Linked DNA regions of Homo sapiens: all the other regions are linked to region 1. A link is a contact called in ENCODE Hi-C or POLR2A ChIA-PET data. All regions are on one chromosome and are shown on one strand. Each heading gives the region's core, a stretch centred on a gene start or an enhancer-like site at or near the end of the contact. The rest is flanking DNA. Distances are from core to core; before and after follow the strand shown. Region 1 overlaps IKZF3 (IKAROS family zinc finger 3). Region 2 holds the start of FBXL20 (F-box and leucine rich repeat protein 20). Region 3 holds the start of NR1D1 (nuclear receptor subfamily 1 group D member 1).

Evidence for each region. Hi-C counts contacts between places; a loop is a spot of excess contacts on that map. ChIA-PET counts read pairs that join two places held with the same protein, here RNA polymerase II (POLR2A). Pooled maps may share reads with other maps.
Region 2: a pooled map shows a loop between it and region 1 (4-fold over the local background). The contact joins the promoter of FBXL20 here to the enhancer-like site in region 1. A Hi-C loop is called at or near these places in 5 of 50 pooled maps. POLR2A ChIA-PET finds 5 or more read pairs at or near these places in 4 of 52 experiments (Panc1, activated CD4-positive, alpha-beta T cell, activated CD8-positive, alpha-beta memory T cell and 1 more).
Region 3: a map of natural killer cell shows a loop between it and region 1 (2.8-fold over the local background). The contact joins the promoter of NR1D1 here to the enhancer-like site in region 1. A Hi-C loop is called at or near these places in 1 of 168 maps with a recorded cell type or tissue (natural killer cell), 5 of 37 single-sample maps with no recorded cell type and 9 of 50 pooled maps. POLR2A ChIA-PET finds 5 or more read pairs at or near these places in 2 of 52 experiments (activated CD4-positive, alpha-beta T cell and activated T-cell).

What each region holds. Positions count from the first base shown.
Region 1 is chr17:39,768,584-39,771,430 of GRCh38, reverse strand. All of the region lies in intron 7 of IKZF3 (IKAROS family zinc finger 3), which reads left to right. Among named protein-coding and RNA genes, the nearest start is that of GRB7, 32 kb to the right of the region's middle. RefSeq lists a silencer at 967-1,036. Within about 2 kb of position 1,375, at least 4 of the 41 ENCODE cell types and tissues checked have a DNase peak (open chromatin) inside an H3K27ac peak, as active enhancers do; they include natural killer cell, where a contact is called at or near this core.
Region 2 is chr17:39,400,266-39,403,112 of GRCh38, reverse strand. FBXL20 (F-box and leucine rich repeat protein 20) reads left to right here and starts at 1,487. Exons shown (of 15, transcript NM_032875.3): 1 at 1,487-1,752. The coding sequence starts at 1,711. RefSeq lists silencers at 338-502, 468-857, 1,108-1,187, 1,218-1,417, 1,448-1,877 and 1 more.
Region 3 is chr17:40,099,227-40,102,073 of GRCh38, reverse strand. NR1D1 (nuclear receptor subfamily 1 group D member 1) reads left to right here and starts at 1,485. Exons shown (of 8, transcript NM_021724.5): 1 at 1,485-2,010. The coding sequence starts at 1,980. RefSeq lists enhancers at 1,120-1,239, 1,720-1,789, 1,255-2,238, 2,239-2,847, 2,142-2,847 and silencers at 2,571-2,660, 2,671-2,847.

The sequences.
Region 1 (2,847 bases), core at 126-2,625:
CCTCTAGTGGATTGCAATTTTGTTGTATTCCTCAAATCACCTAACCATGGTGCTAAGCAAATAATGGGAATAGAGTGCTTACACATGCCTGGCACTGCTAAGCACTTTATAGATATCATAACAACTCTGCACAGCATATACTTCTTGAGTGCATGTGCTGGTCCATGTGGAAAAAGCAGTTGCTGCCACTAAGCCCCCTTTCCCTCTGCTATGGGAACCATCACAGCAGAAAACCTGAAGTCACTGCTGGTGGTGGGGCTGTGCAGCCATGGGCAAGGTAGCAGCCAGGAAACATCAGTTAACACTCAAACATATACTGGGATATGTGGGCTCTTGGATTACATCCTGGTTCTCTGTTCACCAACTGGGCAATCTTGGAAAGTGAATCAAACTGTTTGTGCTTTAGGTTCTTCATCTAAGAGATGATAATTCATACCTTAAAAGGTATCATACAAAAATTAGCCAGGCATAGTGGCACGTGCCTGTAGTCCCAGACACTTGGGAGGCTGAGGCAAGAGAATCACTTGAACCCAGGAGACGGAGGTTGCAGTGAGTCGAGATCGTACCATTGCACTCCATCCTGGGTGACAGAGCAAGACTCTGTCTCAAAAAAAAAAAAAAAGTATCAACCCCTAATGGGCTGGTAAAATGAGACAGTATGCAAAGTATCTAGGATGGCACGGTGGATACAGCAGGGGCTCAATAAATAGTACTTATCATTATTGGGATTATTGTATATAAGGCACAGTGCAAGGTACTGTGAAATATAAAGACCAGAAGTAAACATATTAGGGTGGTGGGTCTTCCCCCTCAACCCTGCAGACAGAGTTCTGAATCCACTTGCTCAGTTAAGGGCCCTTTTAGCTCTAGCCTGTGATTCTGTACTTCCAAGTTGGCACTTAGAAGCCAACAACCATATGTCCTCACCACATTGCATCAGTTCAGGTCAGGTGGTTTCTTAGTTTAGAGTTAACAAAGCCAAGATATAAGACATTGACACCTTTAAAAAGAACCACAGGTAGGGAATGGCCCAACCAGGCAGCCTTAGTTTCTAAACTTAGGACTTGCTGTTGCCGTGTGTATTTTTGTTGGAAGAAGACCTCTAATTCAGCCTGAAGCTGGTATCATGAATCATTCAAAGGCGTGGTGTGATTTTGACTAGAAGCTGGACCAGATGCTCCGTGCAGGTTTGGAAGCAGTTACACTTTTGTGGTTTGACTAACCTTTTTTATGAGTGTGTTACTAAAGAAACGTGAGCTGTTGGCTTTTCAATTACTGTAGTTTACCCTTTCTGGGTTTCATACACATTGAGTCATCGTGTCTACAGGTGACTGATAATCATCTGCACTGCTCAAGTTACCGTAACTCAGAGACGAGGGGATCTGATGATTGCAAGTTGCATGCACGTGAACATCTGAGGCTGCCCCATCTCCTTAACAATGAACAATGGTCTGTGTTAACTACAGAATTCAGTCACATATTTCCACTCATCCAGGGGTTTATCTTCCTCTTAATGTTTTGCCTTTTACAATTTTAGCACTCAGCTGTTTTCTGACATATGCTGCAGGTGGTATAGATTGTGAAATTGTAGGCCTTGTTAAGTAAAGCAAACTCTTAGGAGAAAGGATAAAATCAGAGTTTGTGATGTGCCTACCCCACCCAGAAACCTTCTGGAGCCTCTCTGTTGGGTGAAAAGAGAAAAAGTTTCTCAAGGACCCCTGGTATTTAGGGAGATGAATAGAGGTGGCCACAGTGGAAAATAACCAATAACCTTAAAAAGGCCAAGAAACCGAAGTTCATCATTTCTGTGTCACATTCTAGGGAATGAATGTCTGTGACCTTAGCTGGCTCTCATGTTCTCAGTCTTCCAGATGGCCTTGACCAAAGATATATCCAATCTGGAAACTGAAAATAAAAAACATTGATTACTTTGGCCAAGGTCTACTCTGCTGTTGCTTCTCATTGAGTTTCCAAGACAGGGTATTTTCGTTTGCATATTTTTTTTCTCTCTCAGGTATTTCTCTGGAAACTATCAGGTTGGCCTTAAGGTCAGCTGCTTGTGGGGATGCAAAGACAAATTCATCTCATGGGAATAGATCTTTTAGCTGGTTCTTCTGGCTCCAATTTCTCACTGTTCTGGTCTGCCTTACACATTGCTGTTACGTTAACCACAAACCTGTCTTTCTCAAGGGCAGGTAGCCTTGGCTCTTGGTTCGGATTCACACCCTACAGTGGGCCATTCGGAATGCCCACCATTCGGTCCTACCATGCATTATCTTTTTTCAGTGTTTCCCCAAATGTAGGATGCAAATTGCCAGCAAGCACATGGAGCATTTAAAAACCTGGGTCCACACAGCAGGATAATTATTTTCTTTCCAGTTCTCTTTCAGTCTCCTGGATCATACTAAGGAGAAAAATTTAGACTTAATTTGATGCCAGTTGTCTTTAACACTAATCTCACACTTGGTAATCTCTGTTTTTAACAAAGGGGGAAGGGATCTTAGTCTCCAAGTACTCACAGTAGTATCCGATCAAAATTTAATGAAATGCTCTGTTTCATTGTCTTTATTTTTCATAGTTACCTTCTACTTGTGGAAAGTGATTCTGGTTTTCCGTTTATGTTAGTGATATAAAGTTTCCTTAAAAACCACATTTATTTTAGAAAAAGAAAAAAAGAAAGAAAATGTGAACCAAATCAAACAGAGGAAAAAAACCCAAGCATTTACCAAGTGTTTTCCATGTGGCAGGCCCTGTTCTAAGTGCTTTCCAGTGACCCTGTGAGGTACATACAATTATCTTCACTTTACATGAGGACACGGAACATAGGTTAAGTGACTTGCCCAAGGT
Region 2 (2,847 bases), core at 238-2,737, 370 kb after region 1:
CTTAAAGATCTGCCGCACTTGTTGCTCTTGTTAATTTCTTAGACGCATAACAAGTCAGTCGCTAAAACCACTAATTAAAAGGGGTGTGAGGAAGACCAACTCATAACTGCTTTGGAAGCATACAATTAGCAGTGCTGCTGCTCCTGCCAGGTGTGCTGGAATTTATTATACAGTTTCTAATAGTTCACTCTTAGGACATAATTTTGTAGTTTGTTGCTCATAGAAGGGGCAACAAAACTACAAAATCCTGTGTTATTCCTTCGTGGAAATTCGGTCATAAATTCTGAGACCTTGAAGGCCAGAGTTGTTAAAACATAATATAATATGATGACACAGATCAGCTTCTATACAAGGAGCCCGGGAGTCTGATGAAGTGTTTCCATCGGGAAAACGCCCCCGCCTACTCGCTCACACACGCTTGTTTCTCCCGCCAAAGTGACGTCAGGCCGAAGCTCTCACCAAACAGCGCCCTGATTGGCGGACAGGCAGGCGCTGCAGCCCATTGGGCGCCGGCGGCGGCCGAGCAAGGAAAACCAAAGGCTCTTCGGTCTCGCCCGCCCCACCCCCACGGACGCGCGCCCCGACCCCGGCCAAAGGAAGGGTTGCCCGGCTCCAGCCCTGCACCCCCGACCCCCGGCCTCAGGTGCAGCTCCGCAGCCATCCCCGGACCAGGGCGGGCACTTGGCCTGTTGCTCAGCGCAACCACCCTCGCCCTCCCGAGCCATGCACAGGGAGACAAGCGTCCGGCCCCGGCCCCCCAGGCCTCCCTGCAGCACCCCGTAATGTAATGCACTGGGGCGGGGGAGGCGGGGGAGGCGGCGGCGGCGGCAACCGCGGAGGCGCGGCGGCAGCCGCACTGCCCCAATCTAGACACATCCAGAAGAGGAGGAAAATGGCTCCGAGCAGGGACCGCCTGCTGCACTTTGGGTTCAAGGCGACAGTGAGTGACAGGGGAAGGGAGCTGGGTGGCCGGGAAGGATGCGGGTGCCTTACAGGATCCTGGGGAACAAGTGACGAGGGGCGACGGGCGCGGGCAGAGGCTGAGGTTCTGTGCAGGCAGGTGCGTGCCTGTTTGCCCGCGGAGGGAGGAGAGGGGGACACGGGGCAGAAGAGGGGCCCCCGCGCAGAGTGCGGTACTGCTCTACTCTCCCTCGCTGGTCCGCGAGCACGCGCGCACTCGCATCCGCCCCACAGACCCCCTTTTCCACACGCACAGGCACTTCCCTGCCTCGCCTTCTCCCGATGGGCTCGTCTGCCTCGGAGGCGCAGGGGGTCGTGCCGCCGCCGCGCACCGGCTGCTCCCGGGAGCGCCGTCAGGGCCGGCCCCGTGTGGGGGAGGGGTGGTCTCGCGCCGCCGCCGCCGCGCTCCTCCCCTCCCGCCCCTCCCCCTCCCGGGCGCTCCGAGGCCCGGGCGGCTCTGTCCAATGAGCAGCGGCGTTGCTGGCAGGTGGGGAGTGTTTTTGTTTTGGGTTGAAGTTGAGGCTGAGGAGAGAGCCGAGCTAGCGACGAGCAGTCGTTGCGGCCGCCGGCGCCGCGGGAGGTGGTGGAGGCCTAGCCGGAGCCGAGAGGTCTCTTGTTCCCGTCCCACGGTCCCGGCGTCACCCCTCCGGCGCCCAGTCCCCGTCCCGGAACTCCCGGGCCTGTCCTGGGCCCCCGGTCTGTGCACTCCGCTCGCCGCAGCGCCCGGCCCGGGCCGCACCCGCCGGCCCCATGAGGAGGGACGTGAACGGAGTGACCAAGAGCAGGTTTGAGGTGTGAGCTTGGGGGGCTCGGGCGGCGTGAGGAGGGCGGGTCGCGCGCTCTAATCCCAAAACGTCCGCTCCGCACGGAGCCTCCTCCCTGGCAGGCGCCGTCACCCACCCACTGGCGGGGCTGCCAGACTCCGCTCCCCTTTCTTGCGACCCAGAAGCCCAGCGCAGCCCGGTGCCCCCAGTCCCCTCGCCGGTTCGCCCCCCGTCTCTTCCCACCAGCGGGCCCCCGCGGGGGATTAGCTCGGGCGCCCTAATTCCACCCTCCTCCAGGATCGCTCAGCTTTCCATTCTTTACACAACCCTTGGCTTGCCTCCTTCCACCCAGCCATCACGGCTCCGGTCCACCAGAGCCTGCTGCTTTTCTCGCTGCTACCTTCATGACGCGTTTGTTGTCTGTTGAGGGAGGAAATTAGGGGATGGGTACCATTTCTCCGAGTTTGAGACCTTGGTGAAACTAGGGAAGTGGGGACGGTAGTTTGGGATGATAGAGGCTACCACGGGTTTTCGGTGCTGTGTTTGGTTTGGGTATTGTTCTGATACTTCCTCTGCTTTCCCGTTTAGTCTGTACTTCTGTAGCTCATTGTTCCTTGGGAACCCTTGGATGTCTACATGCTTTGAGATTGGGACGAAAGTTCAGCAAATCCATTCCGGTCTGTCTTTCAGGAACTTTTTCTCCTCTAGCGAGGGAGGTTTACTGTCCTGGAATTGAGGAGTGGACGGTCTTGAAAGCGTCTTTAGAGAGTAGTCATCTTGCAAGGAAGAGATTCCTTTGGGAAGTGAAATATTGTAACTACTGATGAATTACAGTAGTATAACAATATACTGGAAGGTTCCTTGAGGGTCAAGAGAAAGAAACTTCTACAGGAAGAGTAAATGTCACCTGGTCTTTTCTGGCAGAGAACCAGGCTGACCTGGGATCACTCACAGCTCAGTGGACAATCTCACTCGGTGTTTTTCTTCATCTCCATTTGAGAGATGAAATTGTAAGACGGCGAGACAAAAGTTTAAGAAACTCGACAACTAGGTTCAGGGTGTGAAAACTTTTAAGGGTTGTCAGTTTAATCTATTCTTTGATTTCTTATTATGCGAACTGGGA
Region 3 (2,847 bases), core at 236-2,735, 330 kb before region 1:
CATGACCCAAGCCCTCTAACATGATAGATCTCCTCTACTTGAGATCTGTTATTACTCATGGGACAGTTGCTGCTCTGAAGCGAAATACTGGCTGTTTTTTGTTTGTTTGTTTTGGAGACAGAGTCTCACTCTATCCCCCAGGCCGGAGTGCAATGGCGATCTCGGCTCACTGCAACCTCCACCTCCCGGGTTCTAGCGATTCTCCTGCCTCAGCCTCCTGACTAGCTGGGATTACAGGCACCCACCACCACATCCGGCTAATTTTTGTATTTTTAGTAGAGACGTGGTTTCACCGTGTTGGTCAGGCTGGTCTCAAACTCCTGACCTCAGGTGATCAACCCACCTCAGCCTCACAAAGTGCTGGGATTACAGGCATGAGCCAAAGCACCCGGCAATGCTGGCTGTTTCTAACCCCTGTTCAGTATTTCACTTGTACATCTACCCACCTTCCCATTCGGGGTGGGCAGATGAAACTAGCAATGGACGTCTGACCTTGGGTCGGTCACTTCTCCTAAGCTTCCTGTTCCCCACTAGTAAAAAGAGGGAGGCTTAAGATGATCTACATGTTCCCCTCTGAGTAGTAATCTTCTGTGGAATTCATATTTTATCCTCCAGCACCGAGGGGCAGGGGTGTCACTCTGCCCCCACCCCCTGCCTCACCTCTTCCCCATTACTTTAGGACCTCAAAGCACTTTCACTATTAGTTCCCCTCTGTTGTCCTTTTTATTTCCCAGACAAAGGGAAATGACTCACCCCAAAGTCAACTGGAGTGGGTGGAATGGTGTCATACAAGCAAACAGGGAGTCCCTACAGACATCCCTACCTCTGTGGGAACTCCTTCCCCTGGAGGTGTTCTCCCTAAGGCGAGTAGAAGGGAAAGGGGGTCACATTTCCTTTCCTTCTCTGGACTTTGCCCTGAAGCAGAGGGCAGCCTAAGCTCCTGACTCCAGGGAAATCTCCCTCCCCGGCTTCTCTCTCTCCCGGTCACCAGTAACCTCAGGACGAGGTCAGTCCTGCAATCACGTGAAGCCCTCACGTTTGCAAGGTTTGCAGAAAGGGCCTCTTAGCTTTGATCTCCCAGACAGCAAACAAGCTTGCCAGTCCCTCCCCAGAAATTCACATGCCCCTGCCATACAGGCTTTCTAAACACGCCACCCTGACTCTTCAGCGCACCCCACCCCACCCCACTCTCAGCTCCTCCCAGGTCCCGGCAAGCGCTTTGCCAGGCAGAAAGGGGAAAGGCACGCAGTCCGCCCACTTTGTCGGTGGACTACAAATCCCGACAGTCTTGTCGTTGCGCAGGCGCGCAAGAGCTCAACGTGCCGGCTGTTGGAAAAGTGTGTCACTGGGGCACGAGGCGCTCCCTGGGATCACATGGTACCTGCTCCAGTGCCGCGTGCGGCCCGGGAACCCTGGGCTGCTGGCGCCTGCGCAGAGCCCTCTGTCCCAGGGAAAGGCTCGGGCAAAAGGCGGCTGAGATTGGCAGAGTGAAATATTACTGCCGAGGGAACGTAGCAGGGCACACGTCTCGCCTCTTTGCGACTCGGTGCCCCGTTTCTCCCCATCACCTACTTACTTCCTGGTTGCAACCTCTCTTCCTCTGGGACTTTTGCACCGGGAGCTCCAGATTCGCCACCCCGCAGCGCTGCGGAGCCGGCAGGCAGAGGCACCCCGTACACTGCAGAGACCCGACCCTCCTTGCTACCTTCTAGCCAGAACTACTGCAGGCTGATTCCCCCTACACACTCTCTCTGCTCTTCCCATGCAAAGCAGAACTCCGTTGCCTCAACGTCCAACCCTTCTGCAGGGCTGCAGTCCGGCCACCCCAAGACCTTGCTGCAGGGTGCTTCGGATCCTGATCGTGAGTCGCGGGGTCCACTCCCCGCCCTTAGCCAGTGCCCAGGGGGCAACAGCGGCGATCGCAACCTCTAGTTTGAGTCAAGGTCCAGTTTGAATGACCGCTCTCAGCTGGTGAAGACATGACGACCCTGGACTCCAACAACAACACAGGTACTGAGATTTCTTTACTATCATCTTTTCCCTGTCACTGTCTCCCCACCTCCATCTACGCCTTATAAAAAGAGGAACTTTGTAAGGGACTGGGGTGTCCCTCGGCCCGGAGATTTGCTAACGTGCTGCGGTGCTTTAGTGTGGGATTTCCAGAGCGGCTTGTTCGGGCTGGAAATGCTCTCAGAAACGCCCCATCACCACCCCTCAGAGTCCCAAAGCTCCCTTGAGCCTCGAATCCCTGGGCAGGAGGAAATGGAGAGGAGGTACGGGTGGTGAAGCGAAGAATTTAGGGGGACTGGGAGCTTTGGAACAGTGCCCCGAAACGGCCCCATCTGTCCACTACCTGCAGCTGTAGTATGCCTGGCCTCAGAAAACGGACCCCCTCCCCTCTTGTCTTCCCCCTCCTCTAGTTCCTGCAGGCGCGAGGGAATCTGAGAAGAGTGGCGCGATGGGGTTCAGGGAAGGAGGGGCTGGGAGAATCGTTCGGATCTCACTGGGGAATCCTCAGTGACAGGAGGGAGCGACACTTGAGGAGTCCAGAGCGTGGTGCCCGGCCCGAGGGAGGGCACCTACAGGGCTCCGGCCGCCGGGAGGGCTCACATGGCTCTAGAGCCGGGCCCACGTGCTGCGTTTGTTTTCATTCAGCAGAAGCCGTGGCTGCCACCCCATTGGTCGTTGCCTCCCGGCCTCGTTACATAATGAGCTCCGCCCCCCCGGTCGCCCCGGCAACGCGTGTTCCCTTCTCTCCTCCCCTAGGTTGTCCTGGCCCTGCTATCGTTCGGGGTCCAGCCCACGACCTGGTGGCCGGGGAAGGGCGGGTAGGAGGCGGGGCGACTG